3 separate regions of the Homo sapiens genome follow, and all the other regions are linked to region 1. A link is a loop called in an ENCODE intact Hi-C map of the cell type or tissue named here. Cell type or tissue: PC-9. All regions are shown on one strand.

The links. Hi-C counts contacts between places; a loop is a spot of excess contacts. Peaks named below come from ENCODE experiments on the same cell type or tissue, not always from the same donor. Only the 100,000 strongest peaks of a DNase experiment are listed, where the experiment ranks them.
Region 2: it touches region 1 in a loop (6-fold over the local background); 17 of 110 quality-filtered maps call a loop at or near these places.
Region 3: it touches region 1 in a loop (5-fold over the local background); 2 of 110 quality-filtered maps call a loop at or near these places.

Annotation. Positions count from the first base shown.
Region 1 is chr6:137,704,609-137,712,608 of GRCh38, forward strand. It overlaps the pseudogene PTPN11P3. Among named protein-coding and RNA genes, the nearest start is that of LINC02539, 30 kb to the right of the region's middle. RefSeq lists a silencer at 3,135-3,184. In PC-9, CTCF peaks have their summits at 902 (motif pointing right), 3,443 (motif pointing right) and 3,644; DNase peaks (open chromatin) are centred at 3,533, 5,063 and 5,383; H3K4me3 peaks cover 416 bases; H3K27ac peaks cover 3,457 bases.
Region 2 is chr6:137,760,426-137,768,425 of GRCh38, forward strand. No RefSeq gene overlaps it. Among named protein-coding and RNA genes, the nearest start is that of LINC02539, 25 kb to the left of the region's middle. RefSeq lists an enhancer at 7,630-7,759. In PC-9, no CTCF peak of the experiment used is centred here; DNase peaks (open chromatin) are centred at 4,196 and 4,776; H3K4me3 peaks cover 511 bases; H3K27ac peaks cover 3,176 bases.
Region 3 is chr6:137,091,389-137,099,388 of GRCh38, forward strand. No RefSeq gene overlaps it. Among named protein-coding and RNA genes, the nearest start is that of IL20RA, 50 kb to the left of the region's middle. RefSeq lists enhancers at 2,932-2,981, 3,002-3,251, 4,659-4,798, 5,712-5,881, 6,477-6,646. In PC-9, a CTCF peak has its summit at 3,159 (motif pointing right); a DNase peak (open chromatin) is centred at 3,103.

The DNA of each region.
Region 1 (8,000 bases):
CCTGTTAGGGCTGTTCCTTCTCACTGTGGCCTGACTAAAAAACCAGTGACATTAAGAAAGCATCACATTTCCCAAGTCTGGGGGTGCCCCAGTGGGGTGGTGCTGCTCTCAAAAGCCCTGTGTTCCTAAAAACATCCATCCTCACAAGATCAGTTTCCCCAAGTGCTGGTTCCAAAAATAAGCTCAGGGCTGGCAGAAATTGTTCAGGAAGCTTCTTGAAGTCCCCTCCTTTATTTCTCAGTCTGACTTTCAGCTTGTCCCAGCTACTGTAAGCAGCTTCGGCTTCCCAAGGTCACTGGCAACTCCTACTTTTGCTAATATCCTTGGTTTTCCATGGCACGGGTTGTGACTGTTTTTTAGACTAGTGGTCCCCCAATTAACTGCACCTCCACTTCATACCCTTTTCTTGAATCTGAGCCGGGCTTGTAACTTGTGTAGTAAGTAGAGGGCATACTCCAGCTCTCTTCTGATTAGAAAAAATCCTCATCGTTATCATAATCAACAGAGGGCAGTAAAAGGGATGCTGCGACAATTCTGGACTTAAGTCTTCAGGAGGCCTGGCCACTTCTGCTTTCAAGCTCTTGGTATGTGAGAGGTCTAGCTACCCTGCCAGCCAGCCACTGAAAGAGACAACACAGTGGTCTTTAAATGGTTTCAAATTTTGCTTATCAAAATGTAGTCAACAAAAATGCAAGCCTTCCAAATCCAAATTCTGTCTTCACATAAACTTTCTTGTGTCTGTTCTTCATCTTTCTAGGGAGAGGGTGAAAGTCCACATCTGTGGACTTTCTGTGCTGAAGTTTTCCAGGTTTTCTCATGTGAAACTTTTCTGTTGTATCAGGTCCACGTTTTCACAGACTCCAGCATTGTCTTCTCTCATTTCTGCACAGGGTGGCGCTGCAGTGCAAGGCGGGAGGGGGCTCTGGGCTCCACTTGTCTGGTCTGCTAGAGAATACTTAATATTTTTATATTCGTGCCCTTTCCTCTTGCTTTTCTGCTCTTCTTCAATCTTGTGCTGTAGTGTTTCAATATAATGCTGGACTGCCATATAGATAAATCGGTACTGTGCTTCTGTCTGGGCCATCCCTGACCTCTGAGACTGCACTGTGTGGATGGTTTTGAGAAGGTCAATGTTGCAGTTAATACCTTTCTCTCTGATGATGTCAATAAGACTATTAATCACAATGAACCTCCCTGTATGGCCAATTCCAGCACTGCAGTGGACCACGACCAGCCCTGCATCCATGATGCTCTCCTGCTTATGGTGCACCTCCTCCAGGAAGTCCAGCATGCCCCCGGGGTCACTGGGCACTCCGTGGTCTGGTCAGGTCCGAAAGTGGTATTGCCAGACCGTTCTCGCCATATTCCCCTGGAGTACAGCTTGTCCAACCTTTGAAAACTTAAGTTCTCTTAGCATATAGTCATGAACAGCACTTCCTTTGATGTTCCTAACACACATGACCCCATATTCTTGTAGAGCATCCTCTTCAGACCAGTATTTGACACATTTACTCTTTCCTCTCTCCATTTCTTTCATTGTCATGACAATCACTTGGGAGTTTTCTTGGAACACCATCCAGCAAAAGTCATTCACCATGTTTTGCAGGCAGCCTTGTGTGGCAATGCAACTCTTTTTGGGTTTTGAATTGTTGCACTTGGTTTCAAATTCAGGCATGATGGTGTTTGCACTGATGTAATCTGAAATAGGCTCATTGGGATCATCATCGTGTAGGACAACCCTGGTATGATCAAAGGGCAGGATGTTTTTATATCTATTTTTGTTTTTGTTTTCTTGCCTTTGACCCTCTTTTCGGCTGTAGAGAAGTTTGCACTCCTGTGGTTGTAGTGTCTCAAATTCTTCCCAAAAGCCTTGTTGGACTTTGTCTGTGGTCTCAGCTAATTTGCTTAGTTCTCAAACTCTGCTTTCTATTTCAGCAGCATTTATACGAGTCATGTTAAGGGGCTGCTTGAGTCGTAGTACTGTACCCAATGTTTCCAGCATAGGATTCTTCTTGTAATGTTCCACGAGATCCGTCAAAGAATCAAACCGTTTTCCTCCACCAACGTCGTATTTCAGTTCCTGACAGCGAATCATGACATGGGTCACTTTACACTTGCTGTCATTGCTCTCTTTTTTGTCATCACTGGTGCGCACAGAGAGAACAAAATCTCCAGGGTGGCTCTGGCTCTCTCGTATAAGAAAGCTACCATGTTTTCCTTTTTCAGTTAATTTCTCTGCTTCTTTCCCAAAGAGGTGTCCGTGAAACCATCTTTCAGAGGCAGGATCCGCACAGTTCAGAGGATATTTAAGCTCAACAACATCTCCATTCTTCTCTTTTAATTGCCTGTGATGTTCCATGTAATACTGGACCAACTCAGCCGAAGTGGCAAACTTTTCCCCCCAAACGGGTCCTAGTAATCACCAGTGTTCTGAATCTTGATGTGGGTGACAGCTCTATTTCTTCTAATGGAACATGTGAAGTCTCCAGGGGTACTTTTACTAGGCCTTGCCAAAAAACTGCCATCAACTCCTCTTGTCGACAATAGGTTTTTCTGCCTCCACACCACTGATATTTGGGTGAAACCATTGTCTCCAAGCCTCAGTTTCCTCCTTTCTTTTCTTTCTATAAGATAAAGATAGTAGGCTGGGTGCAGTGGCTCACGCCTGTAATCCCAACACTTTGGGAGGCTGCGGCAGGAGGATCGCTTGAGTCCAGGAGTTCGAGGCCAGCCTGGGCAAAAAAGCGAGACTTTGTTTCTACAAAAAATACAAAAAACTAACCGGGAGTGGAGGCTGAGGCGGGAGGATCACTTGAACCCAGGAAGTCAAGGCTGCAATGAGTCATGATCACCCCGCTGCACTCCAGGCTACTTTATTTTTATTTTTAATGAACAGGGATCTTTTTAAAATGGAAGTGGTTGGTCCTTGATGTCTGGCTTCCCTTGCTAATAAATAAACCCAGAGAACTATTTGCAATGGTGTAGCATTTAGAATCAACAGGCTTCAAAACAGAGAGGGTCTATTCTGTTTTGTTTTGAAGTCACCCTTTGCAAAAAACATATGGTAATCTCGGGCAGCCCATGAAGCAATCGGCAAGATCTGAAGGATGAGAACAGTGTGTTCTTTGAAATCCCTCTGACAAGCAGACAGTCCCTCCTTCCCTCAAACCATCCTCAAAGGGAAGTGTGTCGGCTTGGGCAGTAATGAGACGGTGTGGGAATTCCCCTGTCCCCTTGGTTCACTTTACAGACAAAGTTCATTAGGGTTAAAGATGGGTCATTCCCATCCACAGATTCCTTCACTTGAAATCAAGACTTCTTGGGAAATATAAATTTGGAGAACAGGTAACAGTGAACTATAGTTCCCCCCAAAACAAATTTTTTAAAAATCAGGTGGTATTAAAAATTGCTGTTTCATGACATTACCAATAGATGGCAGCACGGGATTCATCTTCGCCCATAAGCAGCTTCACCCCTGCTTTTCCTGGCGAATGTTCACTGACAACTCGGCCTCAGGACTTTGACGCTCTTGGTGTCATCAGAGAGCAATTTGAGGTGTGCAATAAAATCTTTGGGTTCCCCGCCCCGCCTTCTGTAGGTGACCTCAAACCACAATCACCAATCGACTGCGGTGCTGTGACCTGGAAAAACAGCAAGGAAACTAAAAACAAAACAAAACAAAACAAAACAAAAACCCATCCTGTGAGCTCTGCAAAGGAGAACAAGATCATGGCACACAGGCAATTAGCAAACTAAATTGAAGATGAGTTCTGTTAGAAGAGTCAAAAAACAAAGAGAACAATTTTTGTGAATTGCGTTTTTAAGATCACTGCATCCAAACACTGGAGCTTCAACATAAAGACTCCTGAGCCATGTATTCTGACTTGACCCCTGCAGTTCCTTCCAGTTCCAAAAATCTCTGATCTGTGAATAGAAAAGTTCCAGCAGATACGTTTCTAAGAGCATGAAATTATTTCTAGATACTAGTCTAGTACCTACATGTATTAAAACACAAAAATAAACAAACAAAAAGACCTTCATGCTAATCAAAATATTTTTTAACAGAAAGGAAACCAAAACCTATTGGACCCAGCCCACAAGAACTGTGTTTTTTCCAATGCACATAGCAATAGAGTCATGTTTTGAAAACCAATTATGTAGGCTATAACACCCATTGTAGAAAGAATAGAATAGAATAGAACAGATCAGAATGCATCACAGTCTGCAGGGTTGTAAAGTAAAATTTCTTGCTTTACATCATGGGCCAAAGAAAACTTGCAAAGCTCTATCATGGAGAACAGCATCTGTCTTCAACCTTTGTATCTTCCACAGCCCAACACCAACAAGCTCCTCACCATCAAAACATCTAAATGGGCAAATAGAACTTTTGGTGGGTTTGAGTGGCACCAAGCATCAAGCTACATTAATACTCTTCTCAATCACTGTCATACAAATATGGAGAATTCGGTTATTTATCATCATTTTCTGCATATCCATACTATTCCAAGACAATCCCAATTTCTGGCTTTTTGTTCTACTCTTCCATAAGCATATTCATAGTGATAATGTTGTATGTCCTGAGTTTCAGTTTGGAAAATATAGTCCCTGGTTAAATCAATGGGCATCGGATAAAAACTTTAATGTCTAAAGGGGCTGGGTAGGTAGAATCAATGAGTGAAGCAAGCCAGGAATAACAAAGGATTAAAATGTGGATTTTACAGGAGATGTATACATTTTTTAAAAGTTAATAATAACATTAAAAAAGGAAAGTGACATTGTGCGGGAAGAAGAAATTAGGTCTTCTATGGACTGAATTTTATCCCTTCAAAATTCATATATTGAAGTCCTAGCTCCCAATGTGACTATATTTGGAGACAGGTCTTTAGGAGGTAGTTAAGGTTAAACGAGGGCATAAGGGTGGGGCCCTAATCCTGTATGACTGGTGGCCTTATGACCTTATTATGGAAGGAAGAGGTCTCTCTCTCTCTCCCTCTCTTTCTCTCTCTCTCTGTGTGAACGTGCACCAAAGAAAGGCATGTGACCATGTTGCAAGACGACAAATGTGTGCAAGCCAGAAAGACAGCCTTCACCAGGGAACCGAATTAGCCAGCACCTTGATTTTTGACTTCCCAGCCTCCAGAACTGTGAGAAATAGATTTCTGTTGTTTAAGCCACCCAGGCTACGATCTTTTGTTACAGCAGCCTGAGCAGACTAACGCGAAGGCTTAGGCCTGGATGTGCTCAGGGCCCTCCAGGGGGCAACTTCAGGTTGAATGAAGCCCTGCAGATTGAAGGAAGCACAAACTCATTGGGGTTAATATCTGATGTCATTTAAGTATCAGTCCTCATCAGGGCTCTGAAGTCCTGGGGCAACCTGTAACAGGATATTCATTCATTAAACAAATGTTTCAGGAGTACAAGATTGAAACTAGTTTGACTGTGAGTCAAGTGGGCCAAAGAACAGCTACTTGGAGAGCATAGAAAGAAAAGTGAGCAATTCCAGAAGAATGGGTGATCTCCAGAATTTCAGAATGAGCATCTAAGCACTCCCACACCCATGGGCCTGGGAAGAGATTGACATCAGCAGGGCAGGGACCATAGCATGGGCTTTCAATTTCACCTTCTCATCCTGCTCCAAGTCATTTTCTCTCCTGTTCTAGTACAATTCAAATATTATTTGATTTAAGCCTCATGGTTTTCAGAATTTCTTTCATTTTTTTCAATAATTATTTTTTAAGTACACATCTAGGTACATTGGTGAAGAAAACAAATGAAAATTCTTGTGTTCATGGCACTTTAGTTAGGTAGATAATAAAGTAAGTAGAAAATGTGAGATGGCAGAAGGCCATAATATGCATTGGTAGTATTGTTTGAGAATATTCAATTCTGCTAAAGAAGAAATCAACTGAAATAAGTGAAACTCATGTTTAAGTATAGGAAGATCAGTTAGCAGCATGAGAGACAGGTTAGAAAGATCAAGTGGGTCATACGTATACACACAGGAAGAGGAAGGAAGGGCAGCGCCAGGATACCTGAGATTCATAACACTGTAATATATGTGAGACACTCGATATTCATGAGTTCTTTATTTGGCTACTCATTTGTGAAATTTATTCTGACCTTGAGTGACCTTTGCCCCCAAAAACCAAATAGAATCTTGCTGCTCAGCAGGTTAATTGGCAAGCACCAGCCACGCCCATGTGCTGGAGCCTCATACCGTTTCCACCTGCTGAGACTCCATGCTGAAAAGTTCAATGCTAGGCCGGGCACCGTGGCTCACGCCTGTAATCCCAGCACTTTGGGAGGCCGAGGTGGGCAGATCACCTGAGGTCAGGAGCTCGAGACCAGCCTGGCCAACATGGTGAAACCCTGTCTCTACTAAAAATACAAAAATAAGCTGGGCATGGTGGTGGGTGCCTGTAATCCCAGCTACTTGGGAGGCTGAGGCAGGAGAATTGCTTGAACCCGGGAGGAAGAATTTGCAGTGAGCTGAGATCGCACCACTGCTCTCTAGCCTGGGGGACAGTGTGAGACTCCGTCTCAAAAAAAAAAAAAAAAGAACTTCAGTGCTGGTCCTAGTGACTGCCAGGAAAGGCTGGTGTGGTAGAGAAAGAAACAGACATCTGAACATTGTCCTGGTTAGGGTTTTTACCCATTTGTGTGCCGTGTGGGGCATGTTAACTCACCCCCACTTCTCCAGCAGGAATTTGAGTCAATTTAATAAACCATGTGATTCCATCACCTTCATTTGATCTGTGATCCCTTCTGGAAGAGTTTGCCTAGTTGTGGACTCAGAGGCTGCCATTGATTGCAATGAAAATAATTTTCCACTTGACAGTGATAAAAAAAAAAAAGTATTACAGCCTCCAAAATAAAGCATGGAAGAGAGATAAGGAGTTTGGGAGATGGGTTTCCATTTTAAATACGATGCTCAGGGAAGGTCTGATTGAGAAGGTTCCATTTGAGCAAACACTTGAAGGAGGTGCGGAAGAAAGATATGTAGCTATCTTGAGGAAGATCATTCCAGACATAGGGAACCACAAATGCAGAGGTTCTCAGCCATGAGTTTGCCTGGCCAGCTCCAGCAACAGGAAGGAGGCCAGTATGACCACGTGGAGTGAGCAGGGTGGCAGGAACTAAAGTTCGAAGTCACACGGGACCTGTCTTTCCAGGCTCTATAGGTCATTGGAATAACTTTGGGCTTTTACTCTAAGATGGTTTTCCACTGGACAGGAAAGTGGTCAAATTTATATTTTTATGTGATCAGTCTGGCTGCTGTATACCAGAAGGGAATAGAGAAAGATTGTGGAGGTCAATTATGAGACTACTGCAATGAGCCAGGCAAAGGTGACCATGACTCAGATCAAAATGGTAGCAGTAAAGGTGGTAAGTAGTGATGAGACTCTGGTTATGTTCTGAAAGTGAAGCCACTGGGATTTGCTATTGGATTGGATGTGGGGGAGAAACAAAGGGAGGAGTCAATGATGCATCCAAGGATTTGGGCTTTAGCAGCTGGAAAGATGGAGATGCCACAAATGCAGGAGGGAGAAATTTGGGAGAAGTTAGTATCATTTTACAGAAGAAGGAACTGAAACTTAAATAACTTATCCAAACTCACATAGGAAATGAGTTATTCAAGTCAAGAATCAAGCCAAGCCAGGCCATTTCCAAGCTCATGCATGTGTTTTCTGTCTCTCAAGTCCGTGAGAAGAGTATCCAGGGAATAATGGGAGCTGAGTAGATGGAGCAGCTAATTCTGTCTGCCATGGGGTTCAAAGGTTTCACAGAAGAAAATGTGCAGCTTGGCCTTGAGGGGTCTGGACCAGGTCTGGGAGAAGGGCAGGTATTCCAGATAGAAAGGAACATGGATAGGACTGAACAATCAATAGTGTAGGGAAAATTCAGAGGTTTGAAATGTCACTTTATAATTCTGTAAAGCTGTCTTATTCATGTGAACATAGGGTCATACTGCAGCAATATTTCAATATGTATTCAGTGAG
Region 2 (8,000 bases), 56 kb after region 1:
ACAGGGATGGTTGGGTTGGGCCCAACCAGAAGAGAGGAGGGCAAGGCCCTGGATCAGGGCAATGGTTGAGTTGCATAAGCAGAAACTTACTGGGAGAGGCAGACAGCTGGGATCCTCAGGGTGCAGCTGTGAAGTATGAAATTACCTGCCTTGGGAATTGTAAGCACTGTAGCAGAAAAGTTAGCAGATTTGCCTACTCCAAAAATCCTTGATTAGAAGGCAATGGCCATGAGGTCTGAGCCCACCGCCTTCCAACAACATCCTCAGTTGAATGGACTGAGGGTGTTCTACACACTGGACCCAAGCAGGCCAATCAGCAGCCCTTTCCAGGGAATTTGGAATTGGGACACAGGGGCTCTGGTTCATCAACTCTCAAAGCTTAGCATACCTAAGACCCTTGTGAGTTTTTATGCTCCACCACTGTATCTTCAGAATTGGAGCTGAAAGATCTTTGGTCTTCAAAATCTTTGCTTTTCAAAATGTGTCTGGTGTAGCAGGTTTAGAGCTCAGGAATCAGTATTTCGACTCATATCCCTGGTGAATCTGAAACAGGAAGGCCATGGATCACCATCTGGGAAATAGGCTTCTGGACTAGGGGTTCCATAGAGCTAAGGTGGACATTTTTGGTCCTATAACTGTGACGCAGAAGAAAGAAGCCTGGAGAGAGGGAAGTATACAGCAGACATACAGAGAAAAGTCATGAGGTCCCAGGAGCTGGGCTCACCAGTCACACTTTCCCAGCCCTTCTCCTTTGCCTCCCCCACTCTAGTGGAGATTAGAAATTCTAAGCATTTTTCAGTCTCTTTTGAAGCCAAGAGGTCACGTGATGTATTTTTGGCCTATGAGAGGTATGTGGAAGTTGGCTTAGTTGAGAGAGGGCATTTTGGGAAAGCATTTGCTTCCTGATTGAAGGGTAGATATACAGGCAGCTGCCCATTTCTACCCTTCTACCTGCATGAAGCTTGGAGCTGCAACATTTTTAATCCATGAAGCAATAAATGCAAAGAGCCAACACACTAAAGCTGCAGAGTGAGAAGAAAGGCCTCAAGCAACAGACTCAATGCCCCCACTCTTGCTTGTGGCACATGCATAGACTATGCTTACATTTTCAGTGGCTTATAGGAAGAGAGCTTACATACATTTAAAAAATCTGTGTAATCAGGAACATGAGAACAGAATTGTGGTGAGTACATTCTAGCGGGATGATTAGGTAGAAAGAACTGAGCGCAAAGGGACCTGTACAATAACCACTACAAAAGCAGTCCCAGCAGGGCCATTTTGAGAAAATTAATTAGAGAGCTAATTGCCCAGCCAAGAAACTGAATCCTCTAGATTTTTCTACAAATTATAAGGAAGTCCCAGCAGCTACAATTATGCTACAGAATGTGTCACTGTGGTATAGTTATAGACCAAACCAACTTAAAGACACCTAATCTGAAAAAACATAAAGTCAATAGGAAAGGCAGTTAAAAATCCTATGAGAAAACCAGAGAAGATGATTACAGAAGGACCTTAGCCTATGATCAGCAGCTCATGTTTGCATCACCTTAGCGTGGGCAACCAGACCTCAGGGCCCAACTGAGTTAACTGGTCAACAAATGCAGAATGTGCAAACTTACGTCCTGATTGGAAAGTATTTTATACATGGGATGGTACAATTACTAAAATCTTAGGAAGGAGATTTATTAAAACCCAGGAAAATAGAAAATATGATTAAGAAACAGGCCAAGCACAGTGGCTCACACCTGTAATCCCAGCACTTTGGGAGACCCAGGCAGGTAGATTGCTTGAACCCAGGAGTTTGAGACCAGCCTGGGAAACATGGTGAGACCCTGTCTGCAGAAAAAAATAACAAGTTAGCCAGGTGTGGTGGCACATGTCTGTGGTCCTAGCTACTCAAGAGGCTGAGGTGGGAGCATCTCTTGAGCTTGGGAGGTCTAGGCTGCACTGAGCCATGATCATGCCACTGCACTCCAGCCTAAAGAAGAAGATTAAGAGACAAAGTCAAATCCAACACATTTAAAAAAATTTTTTTTTGTAGAGATGGGGTCTCACTATGTTGCTCAGGCTAGTCTTGAAGTCCTGGGCTCCAGTGATCCTCCTGCCTCAGCCTCCCAAAGTGCTGGGATTACAGGCTTGAGCCACCATGCCTGGCCCATCACACTTTTTAAACCAGAAATGGTGTGAAGACATTTAAACAGTTTTGTAACCATAGTGACATTTTATGTTGTTTTGGTTGCTGCTTAAGGTATTAGAGAGTTTATTAGTTTCCTGTGTCTGCTGTAACAATTACCACAAACTTGGTAGCTTAAGACAACAGAAATTTATTCTCTCATAGTTCTGGAGAAGAAAAGAGTCTGAAATCAAGGTTGTGCTGCCTCCAAAAGCTCTAGGAAAGAATTCATCCCTTTCTAGTGACAATGGCATTCCTTGACTTGTGGCCTCATCCCTCTGAACTCTGCCCCTGTGGTCACGTGGCCTCCTCATCTTCTGTGTGTCCATCTAATCTCCCTCTGTCTCCTCCTATAAGGACACTTGTAATTGGAATTAAGGTCCACTCAGATAATCCAGGGTAATCCCCCAAGTCCAGATCCTTAATCACATCAGCAAAGACCCTTTTTCCTCATTAGGTAAAATTTACAGATCCTAGGGATTAGGATCTGGTATCTTTCAGTGGCCACACATCAGCTTCCTACAGAGAATGCCTAAGAAACTCTGATATACTTGATTTGTGATTTAATTTTCTATTTAAATGTTTTTACATTTATAATTGATGTATGCACATTTAGGGAATTATGTTTTTGATGTATTATTTAGACAAGAAGTATGTGAATTTTTAAAGGAAGGTTGTTTTTAAAACGATTTTTAAATAAATTCATAAGATTACTAAATTAGACTTTTAAACAAAGTACAAGTGGTAGCAAATATTCTTTTCCACACAAAATCTCTTGGAAACATAATGAATCTATAACATACTTTACTTGAAGTCTTCCTTCACTTGCTCTGTGTGTGTGTGTGTGCTCCAGTGATCCCCAGTAGAATAGAGAATATTTCTCATTTCTACTCTAAAAGATGAGGACAAAATTGGACCCTTGCAAAAGGCAAACTTAGATGAGTGCACTCACCTACTTATTCCATTACTGATGAGATGTAGGATGAGAGGTTGAGCAATGAACAGGCACACAACACCCTGGGTCATCCACAGCCCATGGCAACTGCGCACACACAGCCTCTGGAGGACTTCAGAGCTCACAGGTTAACTGCTGTTTGCCTCATAATGACTCCTGTGTCTTGTGCTGGTGGATTTGGGTTCCTTTAGCAATGGGTCATAAGGCTGCTATAGAATGCTTTATTTTGTTTCTTTTCCCTGAGTAGGCTAAATATGTCCTAGGTTTTAAAGCCACTTTTTGAAGAGAGACGTTTGCTGAGCTGCATTTTTACAATACACTCTATTCCATGAGGCACATGATGGAGTTCAAGGATTGCTCATCATTATCCAGTTGGACACTAGGACAAGAAACTTCTGGAAAACAGTTTTACTCCAGGGCATCTGCTCCTCCCATCAACATATTACCTTCTTAAGGTAATTCCTTTCCTGGCCACTGTACTTCTTTTCTTCCAAAAATCTCTCACCCTTCTCCTGAAAGATTTCTGCATGTCTGAGCAGATAGATGACTCCACTTCACAGGATTTGCATAAATTACACCATGTGGGGCTCTCCAAGAAAGTGGTCATTGATCAAGTCTCAGAGACCTTTAAAATGTCTCTCATGTCCCCAGCATGCCATACTTTTGGCTATCTTTTGTCTGCGGAAACTACTTCCACCACTGAAGGAGATGTTTCCTCTGGTCCTCTTTAACTTTGCTCTGTGGTCAAAATGTTGGACCAAGGCTGTATTTTATGCTGCTCCTTTTTCCTTTCTGAGATCTAGTCTACTGAATATAATGCCCAGGCCATTGATTCATTCATGGCCATTCATTCTATAGGTTCTGGCAAGCACTACGAAGTATTACTAATTATGCTATGTATATGTAGTTTTGATCTTCAGGATATGTTATAAATAAGAACTCAGTCACTTTCCTTATCAGGTAATCAGTTCCTCATACCTAGCCCTGTGCCTTTTGCAACTTAGGAAATTAGAGGGAGAGAGCTTAAGTAACTTATCTTGGATCACAAAGAGGCATCATGTGTCAGAGAAGAAGTATGTTATTTCATGATGAGTAGATCAAGTATAAATCATTTCAAACTTGAAACACTTGAATAAAGCTAAACTAGTATGGTTTTTGAGTCACTAACATAGCATTTCCTCAATGCTTTGGGAGTTTCTTTGGATGCCTTCCACTAGACTATCAATGAGCCCCAATCCCATTAAGCCTTTGAGAAGAAGTGAAGTTACTAGAGGATTACATGGCTCCTGGAATTTTTGTGTTTTTTCAGTGATGTGTTGATGGATATGAGTCAAAAAGTAGATAGGAGCATTCCATAATTGAGGGAAATGAGAAAGGAGATTGGTTAATGATCCAAACAATTCTAACTGGGAAGGCTGTAAAATTTGCTTTTCTTAATAAGACTGATGCTTTTTAATGTTGTCTTCCAGCTCCTTAAGGAAAATGACTATAGAAAATTGGAGGGGGTGTCCAGAAAAAGCACAGAGATTTGGAAGTCTACACAGAATTTCAAGTTCCTGTTCAAAGATTACACTTAAACACACCTTGATGGGCTTAGTCACTCAAGTGAGTTGGTATTGCAGGTGTTTGTCTTCCGTCCAACCGTGGGCTTCCTCTGTGGGAATTTCTTTTTGTGCAGCTGAGATGGTGTATAAGAAATCTCCAAAGTCAAAGCAAAGGGTAGTGACTAACTTGAAATTCCTTAATGGGGAAATTTCACAAAGGTCCCACCAAGGGCAGAAAATAAATGAGTCTTAAAGTTTTGGGAACTGATCATATAAGCACATAAAATAAAGAAACAGGGTGGGAAAATTCACTTCCCAGAGAGCCCTGGTAGCAAGAAGGCCAAGTCTTCCCAAAGCTGTGTCACCAATAAATCCCCACAGATTGGACCCATTTTTCCCCCAGAAAACATGACAAAGCTCACATGGAAATCCACACTGTGTCCAAAGTGCATTTTAAAATAATATTTTTCGATGAAAATAAGATTTAAAATATTTATATAGTTGAACACACATGCATACATCTATATAGATATCCGCACAGAATATAGTATAAAGAACATAAAATTAAGAATCAAGACACTTGGGTTGAGAACAATCTATACCTCTCTCCCTTTGGAAATTCCCTAAACTTCAGTTTTCTATTTGTAAAATAATAATAGGATAGGGCTGGGCACGGTGGCCCATGCCTATAATCCCAGCACTTTGGGAGGCCAAGACAGGCAGATCACCTGAGGTAAGGAATTCGAGACCAGCCGGGCCTACATGGCAAAACCCCACCTCTACTAAAAGTGCAAAAATTAGCTGGGCATGGTGGCATGCACCTATAGTCCCAGCTACTTGGGAGGCTGAGACAGGAGAATTGCTTGAACCCAGGAGGTGGAGGTTGCAGTGAGCCGATATTGTGCCATTGCACTCCAGCCTGGGTGACAGAGCAAGACTCTGTCTCAAAATAATAACAATAATAATAGTAATAATAATAGGATAATTATATTTTCCTTACCTAAGTTGTTGTGAAGCTCAAATGAGGAAATAAATGTGAAAGTACTTTTAAAATTGTAAACAATTATTCAAATGTAACTTATTATTATGTCCATTATTATAAGCAAACTCAATATAATGGAAAAACCACCTATATTCCCTGATGCTCTGGCCACACCTATGAGATACAGTACATGAAAATCAAGTCCAAGTTTGGAGCTAACAATAAGAGGATGGGGATAAAGGACTCAACTGTGAGATACCTCCTCATTTTACTCTCTTTGCTGGATACCGTAGAGTAAGGCAGAAGTCATAGCTAATTGTCTAATTTTCCTCAACTTATTCCACCAGAAACTTCTCTAGACTAATAATGTTGGTTCTAAAATGAAGGTACAGTCTTGGATAATTGAGGTGATTAAAACTGTAGGTACCAGAGCCCAGAGCCAGACCACCTGGGTTCAAATTCTAGATGTGTCACTTACTGACTGTGCATCCTTTAGAAAATTTTTTCTAAAGGAGTGATAACTGTACCTACATAAACAATGCTCCATAACTGTGCTGTAGTTGGAATGACTTTAACCTACTAAGAAGAATGGCAGTGGATGAAAAATTTTCTGTTCTTTTTATTTCTTGAATGAGTCGGTATACCTCCCTCTGATCCCCTCAGAGTAAAACACTTGCTAGTCGGTACAGGGCCCTCATACACACTAGGAAAATATGTACATTGCTCAAGACACTTTATCACATTCAGTGGGAGAAAAAAAGTCTCTAATGACAACAGTGCAACTGATCTCCCCTAGAATTGGGCAGTAGACAATCTGCTCAACCTTACATGATAGTCTTGTCTCTGAAACTCAGTCTCCTTTTGTGGAGGGAGAGAGGAGTGGTTAGGTTAGATCTCCCTAAATCCTCTGATAATTCCAAAAGATTCTGTGATTTTTTTTTTCTTTTAGGTGTTTAGACTGTCTTTAGGATGCAACACTTCATTCCAATTCTAGGGCTAAGGAGGGCTAGCAGACCAAGCACAGTTTGATCTCAGGGTTCTGTGGACTAGGGCAGATAACAGAGCATTTCAAGCAGATAACAGAGCATTTCAAGCAGATAGCTGGCGAGGCTTGCATTTTCTGGCTAGATTAGCATCCTTCTCACCACCTTTTTACACATAGAACCCAAAACTAGGAAGACATAGCATGAGTCCACCCTGTGCCCTGCGTCATCCTGTATAGTCCAGGGAAGATACCGAGACTTGAATTGAAGCAAGGGTGCCTTTGCTTATGAAGAAGACTTTTTTTTTTAAAGGAGGCCATACATTTTCCCTTGCAAAGGAAACAGAAATTTCCATTTGTAAAGGTGTCCTCCTCTGCTGTACCAGGAAAAGGAGAATGACTCTTAATGACCAGAGAGACAACTCTTGTCACTGGAGGTGTACCAACTCGAGTCTGCATAACAAGCCTTATAAAATTGTTCTTATCTACCGTTAGTTTCCCCCAAATATTTACCTTCCCATCAGAAGCTCAAATTCCTTTTCCTTTGTCTAGTCATTTTTCTAGGATTTATCATCCTTTGTTAAAATGGGATATAAGCCTCTAGGCCTAACCATTTTTTTAGGTTTTTCACTTATTTTCTGTAAAGCTCCTGTGTATATATGAAATATTCTTCTATTAATCTGTCTTTTGTCAGTTTAATTTGCAGGCCTCAGTCACTGAACCTAGAGGGTAGAGGAAAAGTTGTCCCCATATTTGCCTCTCACCTCATTGGCTATTGCAAACAAAACAACTATTCTTTTTACATCACTGAAAACATGAAATCTAAAGGAAGAAAAATCAGTGAGAGGGAAGTCCTTACTAATGGGAATTAGGAGTGGGAAGATCAGGACCCGAGCAGCTGACCTTGCTTCTCAACCACTTAATGCTCTTGGGGCCCCAGATTGGAAAGAACTGAGTCACCACCAAAATTCCTTTCTTCTTCCATCAATGTTCCCCTTGCTGTCTTTCTTGCTTCCTGCCATTTCTCCAGCCCTCTTTGGTATATCTTGGCCCTTTCTTCTCATGACTTCCTTTGCTGTTGCAAAGGAACTGCTATTCTACTCAGAAATCACTAAACTACAATGGATTCATTTGCCTTTGCACATAAGCTTCTGGGGTGACCCTTTGGTTAGCCCCAACGTGCATCTCTGGGAATGATTTAGCAATCTAAGACTTAGTCTCAGCAAGAAGAGGAACCAAGATGTTCCTTTCTCACAGAACCTGTAATTTGACCTCCCTCTCAGAACAAAGATAAAGGGATGTGGTTTTTACTTACTGGCTGTAAGACACATTATACATTCATTTTATAGATGCTGAAAAAATGG
Region 3 (8,000 bases), 610 kb before region 1:
CAAGTGAAAGATTGCCTGTGGACAGAGAGGAGGGTAGGATGGCGAGGTGGGACAGAGTACACAGGGGTGTGATGAGACTTCTGTGGATGATGGATGCATTCAATATCTTAGTTGTGGTGATGGTTTCATGGATGTGTGCTGATGTCATAAGTTATCAAATTGTGCACTGTAAATATGTACAATTTATTTTATGGCAATGGATGTAATTTGGTTGCTTTTCTCCTCCAAATGTTTTTCCTCTCATGTTGAAATGTGACCCCCGATGTTGGAGGTGGGGCCTGGTGGGAGGTGTTTGGATCATGGGGATGGATCCCTCATGAATGGCTTGGTGTCATCCTCATGGTGATGAGTCTGTTCTCACTCTATGAGTTCACATGAGATCTGGTTGTTTAAAAACAGCCTGGCACCTCCTCCCCGTTTCTCCTGCTCCCCTCTTGCCATGTGACATGCATGCTCCCCCTTTGCCTTCTGTGATGATTGGAACCACCCCGAGGCCTCACCAGGAGCAGATGCTGGTGCCATGCTTGTACAGCCTGCAGAACTGTGAACCAAATAAACCTTTTTTTCTTTGCAAATTACACAGCCTCAGGTATTCCTCGAGCAATGCAAATAGACTAACACAGCAATTAAATGCCAATAAAACAATTAATCTTAAAAAACCTCACTAACCTTTTTGGAGCACCCTGTTTATTGCTGTGGGTGTGTGACAGCTGGAAGACAGGGCTCATGGAAAGGTCAAAGGAGGCATGGGCACCCATTCCCCTTGCCCCTGTTGTTGCTGCAGATGGTATGTTGCTCAATATCATATCAGTATGACTACCCGGAATCCTGGGTGATAAGAAGTACAACTGGAGACTGGGACACACACAGTGACTGCTTCTGCAGTGTGGGGATTCTGTATAAAAGCCCTTCCCCCTGGCTCTAGGTACTGGCCACCCTCCCAAGGGATGTGAGATATTTCTGCAATCACTTACCTCCTTCCTCCTCCTGTTTCTCTCCAGCCTGTGCAGTGCAGGGAAGAGCACTGGCTCTCATGCCATACTGCTGGGGTCTGCTTTTGTGCTTCCCCACCTGGTGGCTCTGAGATCTTAGCCAAGCACTGTACCTTCCTGGGGCTGCTGTAACAAAGCACCACAAGTTGGGTGGCTTAGAACAGCAGAAATATGTCGTCTCACAGATCTGCGGGCTGCAAGTCAGACCATGATGTTAATAGGGTTGATTCCTTCTGAGGGCCACCAAGGAGACTCTGTTCCAGGCCTTACTCCAAGCTTCTCGTGGTTTGCCAGCAATCTTTGGCATTCTTTGGCTTGCAGCAGCATAATTCCAGTCTTTTTTGTGTGTATGACAGGGTCTCTCTCTGTCGCCCAGGCTGGAGTGCAGTAGTGCAATCTCGGCTCACTGCAACTTCTGCCTCCCGGGTACAAGCGATTCTCCTGCCTCAGCCTCCCGAGTAGCTGGGATTATAGGCACCCACCACCATGCCCGGATAATTTTTGTATTTTTAGTAGAGACAGCATTTCACCATGTTAGTGGGGCTGGTCTCAAACTCCTGACCTCAAGTGATCTGCCTGGCTCGGCTTCCCAAAGTGCTGGGATTACAGGCATGAGCTACCGTGTCTGGCCATTACATGGTATAATCACTGTGTGTGTGTGTCTGTGTTTTCACATAGCATTCTTTTTGAAGGACACCAGTCATATTGGATTAAGGGCCCACTCTACTCCAATAAGACCCCATCTTAACTAATTACATCTGCAACCATCATATTTTTGAATAAGGCCGCATTTGGGGTACTGGGAGTTAGAACTTTAACATATGAATTTTGTGGAGACACAATTCAACCTTTGAAAACAACAGATTTAACATCTCAGTCTTCTCATCTATAAACCAGGGATATTAGTAACATCCACATTGCAGAGTTGGTGTAAAAAAGATTCAGTCATTTCCTAGACAACCGCTGTAACCAGCTAAGCCTTGAAGCCACATGCTCAGTCATTTAGAACATGTTAAGCACATCGAGACATCTCTGGCTCACAGCTAGCAGCTGGTAAATGTGAGCCATCATTATTTTTCACAACTACATGTGCAGATTTTGACCCTGGGAGAATTTTTTGTTCTAGATTTACACACTAACACCCCTCCCATCTGACCTTTGACCAAGGTTTTTACTACACGTATAAAAATAATAATATAAAGGAGTATGAGCCAAGTACTAAAGTCCTGAGGAGGTGATATCTCTGTGTGCCAAGCAGTCACGGAAGCCTTCATGGGTGATGTTAGAAGACTGTTTTAGTCTGTGCTTGCACTACTATCAAGAACTATCTGAAACTGGGCAATTTATAAAGAAAAGAGGTTTAATTGGCTCATGGTTCTGCAAGGCTGTGCAGAAAGCATGGTGGCTTTTGCTTCTGGGGAGGCCTCAGGAAGCTTCCAATTGTGGTAAAAGGCAAAGGGAGAGCAGGAGTCTTACATGGCTGGAGCAGCAGCAAGAGAGAGGAAGTGGGGAGGTGCTGCACACTTTTAAATGACCAGATCTCATGAGAACTCACTCACTATCATGAGAACAGCACCAAGGGGATGCTGCGAAACTACTGACAAGAAATCGCTCCAATTGTCCAATCATCTGTCACCAGGCCCCACTTCCAACACTGGGGATTACAATTTGACATGGGATTTGGGTGGAGACATGTATCCAAACCATATTACAGACCTTGAAGATGGGGAAGGGGATTGAATCCTTTGATCAAAATCCCATTTTGTGCCTCTGATTTTGGGAAAAATTACTGATCTTCCTTGAACTTCAATTTCTCTATAAAATGGCAATAATATAGTTGTTGCATTGATTAAATGAGACAAGGTAAAGTGTTTGTCAGATGCCCCAAACCCAATAGGTGCTCAGTGAATATTTTTTAAAAATATAGAAGTTATGTTGTGGGCAAAGACTTGGGCAAATTATTAGGAACAAGACTGTAGCTTTTGGGCAGAGCACAGTTGGACTTACTGGCTCAGTAATTCCACATTTGAGTAGAACAACAACTAGTTTCTCAATGATGACACATCAGGATCAAACACCCGGGGGACCTCTCCTGCAATTGCTGTTCTCTTTGAAGAAGCTCCTTTTAAATAGAAGACAGTACCTTGAAATATGGCCACAGGAGGTCAGTAGCGTGCTGTGGTTCTACGCAGAAGCAAAAAAACAGTCCCCTCTAAGCATCTTTAAGCCATAAATTCCTTGTTGTAAACTAAGAATATGTTATTCCTTCCATATTTTCAGATAAATTGACAGCTAAGCTTAAAGAAATTATGCTTTCAGCTTGTAATATGGAATAGACAGGCACTAACTTATTCTTAAAGACTCTTATTATGACACGGCTGTGTTTGAAGAAATGGTTTTGTTTTGTTTTTTAATGAAACCTGTGTTTTGGTCAAGAGTGTTACCACATTCAGATCACAACTTTTCTAAGGAAATACACTCAAAGACACCTAACATTTGAGTGAGATTAATCATAATGTAAGATTTCTGTGATGTGTGCAATGGGGCTTCAATATCTTAGATCTCACCATGATGGGCAATTGCTTGTCTTTTTCGAGCCTTGATTTCTCATCTTTAAGACAGGAGTGACGCGGCTGTTGTCATAATTAAGTGAGGAAATGTAGTTAAAGCACCGACCACCAAGCCCTAAACATTTTGTGCTTCTGGATGCCCAGTATCCTTCCTGTTTGGGGAGAATCTGAAGATGGGTGAGGGACAGGGCTTGTCCCTCGCCGCAATGGAAGTCAAAGGGGGACGATCTTTCTTCGACTCTTTGACCCCTGGCTGCTGGAGCATGGTCATGTGACCAAAGCGTGGCTGGGCATCTCAAAGGCTCAGCCACTTGCATATTATTTGTGATGTCAGGTGTAGGCTAGTGGCGTAATAGCAAGCACCCGGGATCAGCAGGTCCCTGCAGGATGTTGGCGGGGCTTTGCCTACCTTCGTTTCTGCCTAAGTATGCTGAGTTTTCCCAACAACGCTGGGAGCTTATTTATATCCTTCTAACAAATTCAGGTTAGCCAGAAAATCTACTGTTGTTTGCAACCCAAAACACTGAAGAGTGTAAGATTCAAGTTTAAGTTTATGGTAAATGTGCAAAATTACTCGTTAAAGGATTCTGGCTGGTATATAATAGAGTTTTCTCCTGAGGTTTTTTCCACAGTACAATCGATGATTGTAAAAGAAAAGCTGAATAATTGAAAAAAGGCCTAGTGTTTTGACATGACAATAGAAATAATATTTACTAGACACAGAGAGCAGGGTTTCAACCATCCTGTAATTGTCAGCCATGCAGCAGGGCTGTCTGAGGACAGCTGTGCATGTAAATCATCACTGGTTGCCTGGATGAGATAACTAGGTTACTGGTGGCTTCCCCTTCTTCTGGCTTCAGAGGTTGCACCCAAACTCAGTTTCCCATGGGCCCAGTGACTTCCTCTCTCATATCCTCCCACACCAGACCTTCAATGAGACTAAATGGAAATATCTCTGAAATCCACTGATGAGAGAGCAGTAGAACTAACACTGTATATATGTGTGTGTGTACATACTTCAGTATGAAAACAGGAATTCCTATGCATAAATGGCATAACAACACCATATGGCCCCTCACCAATGCATCAGAAGGTAAATAGCTTCTCTTCAGATGATGTTAGAAGAATCATTTGTCCAGTTATTCAAGTTAAATGTCATTTACTTTTGAAATGTTTCTTTGTGATTTAAAGCCTGTCACTAAAAACAAACCCCACACCACCACCACAAAACAAAAACCAAAAAATAAAAGCAAACCACTGCTCTTTGCTTCTCAAACTCTCTCACTGCCTGATATCACACTCACCAGGAAATTTTCTTGGTGATAGAACTTCCATTTCCTCACTGTCTCCCTCACCACCTACCCTACCTCCCATCAGCCCTGGCCTTGGGAATGAAGTGGTCAGAGAAAATGATCTCCTCATAAATGTCTGATGAAAATCGGCTTGCCACCCTGTAACATGGGAAGACATTTGTATCATCTATATTCTAGGTTGATCATAAAACCATCTTATAAAATTGGTTAATTATGCTGGGGTTCAACTGTTTATTATGTCAGACAAGTAGGGTTTTGGGGCAGGTCTGAGATGAAGAGATTGGTAGTAAGGGAAGACTCAATTTATAGCTTTTATTACCAGTAAAATCTGAAGCCTTGCAAAACCTCAATGGTGCCCAATTATATAAAAACATGGTAATTTTTCTTGCATCATCAATATTTAAAAGCCACTTGGCTGACCATGTTGGGACACCTATGTTTTGAAGCATGTGAGGAAACATCTGTGAGCACATTTACAGTATTCCATCAAATAATACGCTTCAAATTCAAGAGGAGTAATTTCAAATTAGTAATGTTTACAGACATGTCTGCATCCATTGTACCTAAAAGAAAGTTAAAATGAGATAAAAATCTGGGAAAAAAAGGTGGCAGCTCATTTCCCACAATCTCCCTTGCTTTTTTAAACTCTTACTTTGAACTTACTGCTTTTTGCATGATAGTCTTCTGCCTTAATTCTTGAATTTTCCAAATTGATGTTAAAGTCTTTAATGACTCCTTTTTATACCAAATAACTCTCTCTTTTTTTCTTTTTACCAACTCTCTGATATGCAAATGTATGTCTGGAGTACCATAAAAAGGATTTTATTTTTCAAAAATAAACAAAGGGAGAATGTAGGTAACAAAATCTAATACAGAAGATGTATTTAACATCATGGTATAGTAGAAAAAAACAAGTTATTCTGTCTTGCATCATTGATGTTTATAAGTCACTTGATGAGCCATTATGAAACATCTCTGTTTGTAACATGCAAAGTTAACAGCTGGGTCATATTTATAGCATTCTACTCAATACCATGCCTCAGAGTCCAGGTTGAGAATTTGTGATTTGCAATTGATAGGCATATTTGCCTTCAGACATTGGAAAACTCTGAAATAGGAAAAAATAATGAAGACATTGTAAAGTATTTCTTTCCCTCTGGCAAGTAAAAGATTAATTACTGTTAGTATACCAGCTCTTTCTTATAAGAAATCATCCTGAAATCCTAAAATAGCCGCTTCATATCAGAGTGATATCCAGAAGCCTCTTTCAATATCTGTCCTAAAGGACAAAATGCCCACCCTCCAAACAGTCGAAGACAGATTTTTCATGGGGCATATTGTTGAATTTTGTGATGAATCTTGCTGAATTATTTAGCCTTTGGCAGCAAAATGTGGCTGGGAAGAACATGGACTGCGTGGCTTCACCACAGCAGCTCAGGTAGATGTCCTTGGGCTTGAACTTTCTGAACTTTGGCTCACTCTGATGAAATGGGAAAAACAACGGCAACTTTACAGAGTTGTTTCAAAGACTATATAAGAATTACAATAATAGCTAAGATTCTTGAAAAAATTTCCATTTGCCAGACACTGACTAGAAAGCTTGATATAGACTTGTCATTTCAAACAGATCAAATCTATATGGAAAAGGCACTTCATGAATTAGGCCACAGAAATGTGAATTTATTCCTCCTTCCTCTGTTATTTGAAACTCTCATAAAAGGGACTTTTTTTTTTGAGACGGGATCTCACTCTGTTGCCCAGGCTGGAGTGCAGTGGCACGATCATAGCTCAATGCAGCCTCCAACTTCTAGGCTCAGGTGATCCTCCTGTCTCAGCCTACTGAGTAGCTAGGACTACAGGTGTGTGCCATCATGCCTAGCTAGTTAAAAAAATTTTTTTGTAGGGGTATTGCTATGTCCCCTAGGGTGGTCTGGGACTCCTGGCTTCAAGCTATCCTCCTGCCTTGGCTTCCCAAAGTGCTAGGATTACAGGCCTGAGCCACTGCACCTGGCCAAGAATGATGTTTTTTTTTTTTTGTTTTTTTGTTTTTGAGACACAGTCTCGCTCTGTCACCCAGGGTGGAGTGCAGTGGCGCAATCTTGGCTCACTGCAACCTCTGCCTCCCTGGTTCAAGCGATTCTCCTGCCTCAGCCTCCCGAGTAACTGGGACTACAGGCGCGTGCCACCATGCCCAGCTAATTTTTTGTATTTTTAGTAGAGATAGGGTTTCACCATGTTGGCCAGGCTGGTCTCGAATTCCTGACCTCAGGTGATCCACCCACCTCGGCCTCCCAAAGTGCTGGGATTACAGGTGTGAGCCACCGCACCCAGCCGCCAAGAATGATTTTTAATGAGAACCTAACAGCTTAAAGGACATAGCTATGTACCTTCCCATTTCCCAATAGTTGAAGAGCCTTAAGATTTTTTCTACTTTTTGTTTGTGTTGCAAAATGAGTATTATAATTTAATCCCTTTTCTGTTGATAGGTGTGAATAGTATTTTGCTTTAAGTTTTAAAATTACTAATTAATTGAACAATAAAAAATTACCAAAATTTGTATTTCCCTTTATAAAACTGCTTATGTCTTTTTCCTATTTATTTATTGTTTTCATGTTTTTCTTATTGATCTATAAGAGTTCTTCATATGCTAAGAATATTAACTTTTTATTCATTAACTGTTGCAAAAAACTTTACACCTCTCTTTTTGTCTTTTAATTTGGTTTATGCTAAATTTTAAGACTCATAAAATTTACAGCTTTATGGGGTTATAAAGTCTATTAGTCTTTTTTCATTATGACTTCTTCCATTGTTTCTATATTCTAAAAGCTATTTACCTTCCAGAGATCAGAAAAATAGTAAAGTGCTTTCTTCTTTTTTTATTTTTTTTGAGATGGAGTCTTGCTCTGTCGCCCAGGCTGGAGTGCAGTGGCATGGTCTCGGCTCACTGCACTCCGCCTCCCTGGTTCACGCCATTCTCCTGCCTCAGCCTCCTGAGTAGCTGGGACTATAGATGCCCACCACCACACCTGGCTCTCTGGCTAATTTTTGTATTTTTAGTAGAGACAGGGTTTCACCGTGTTAGCCAGGATGGTCTCAATCTCCTGACCTTGTGATCCGCCCGCCTC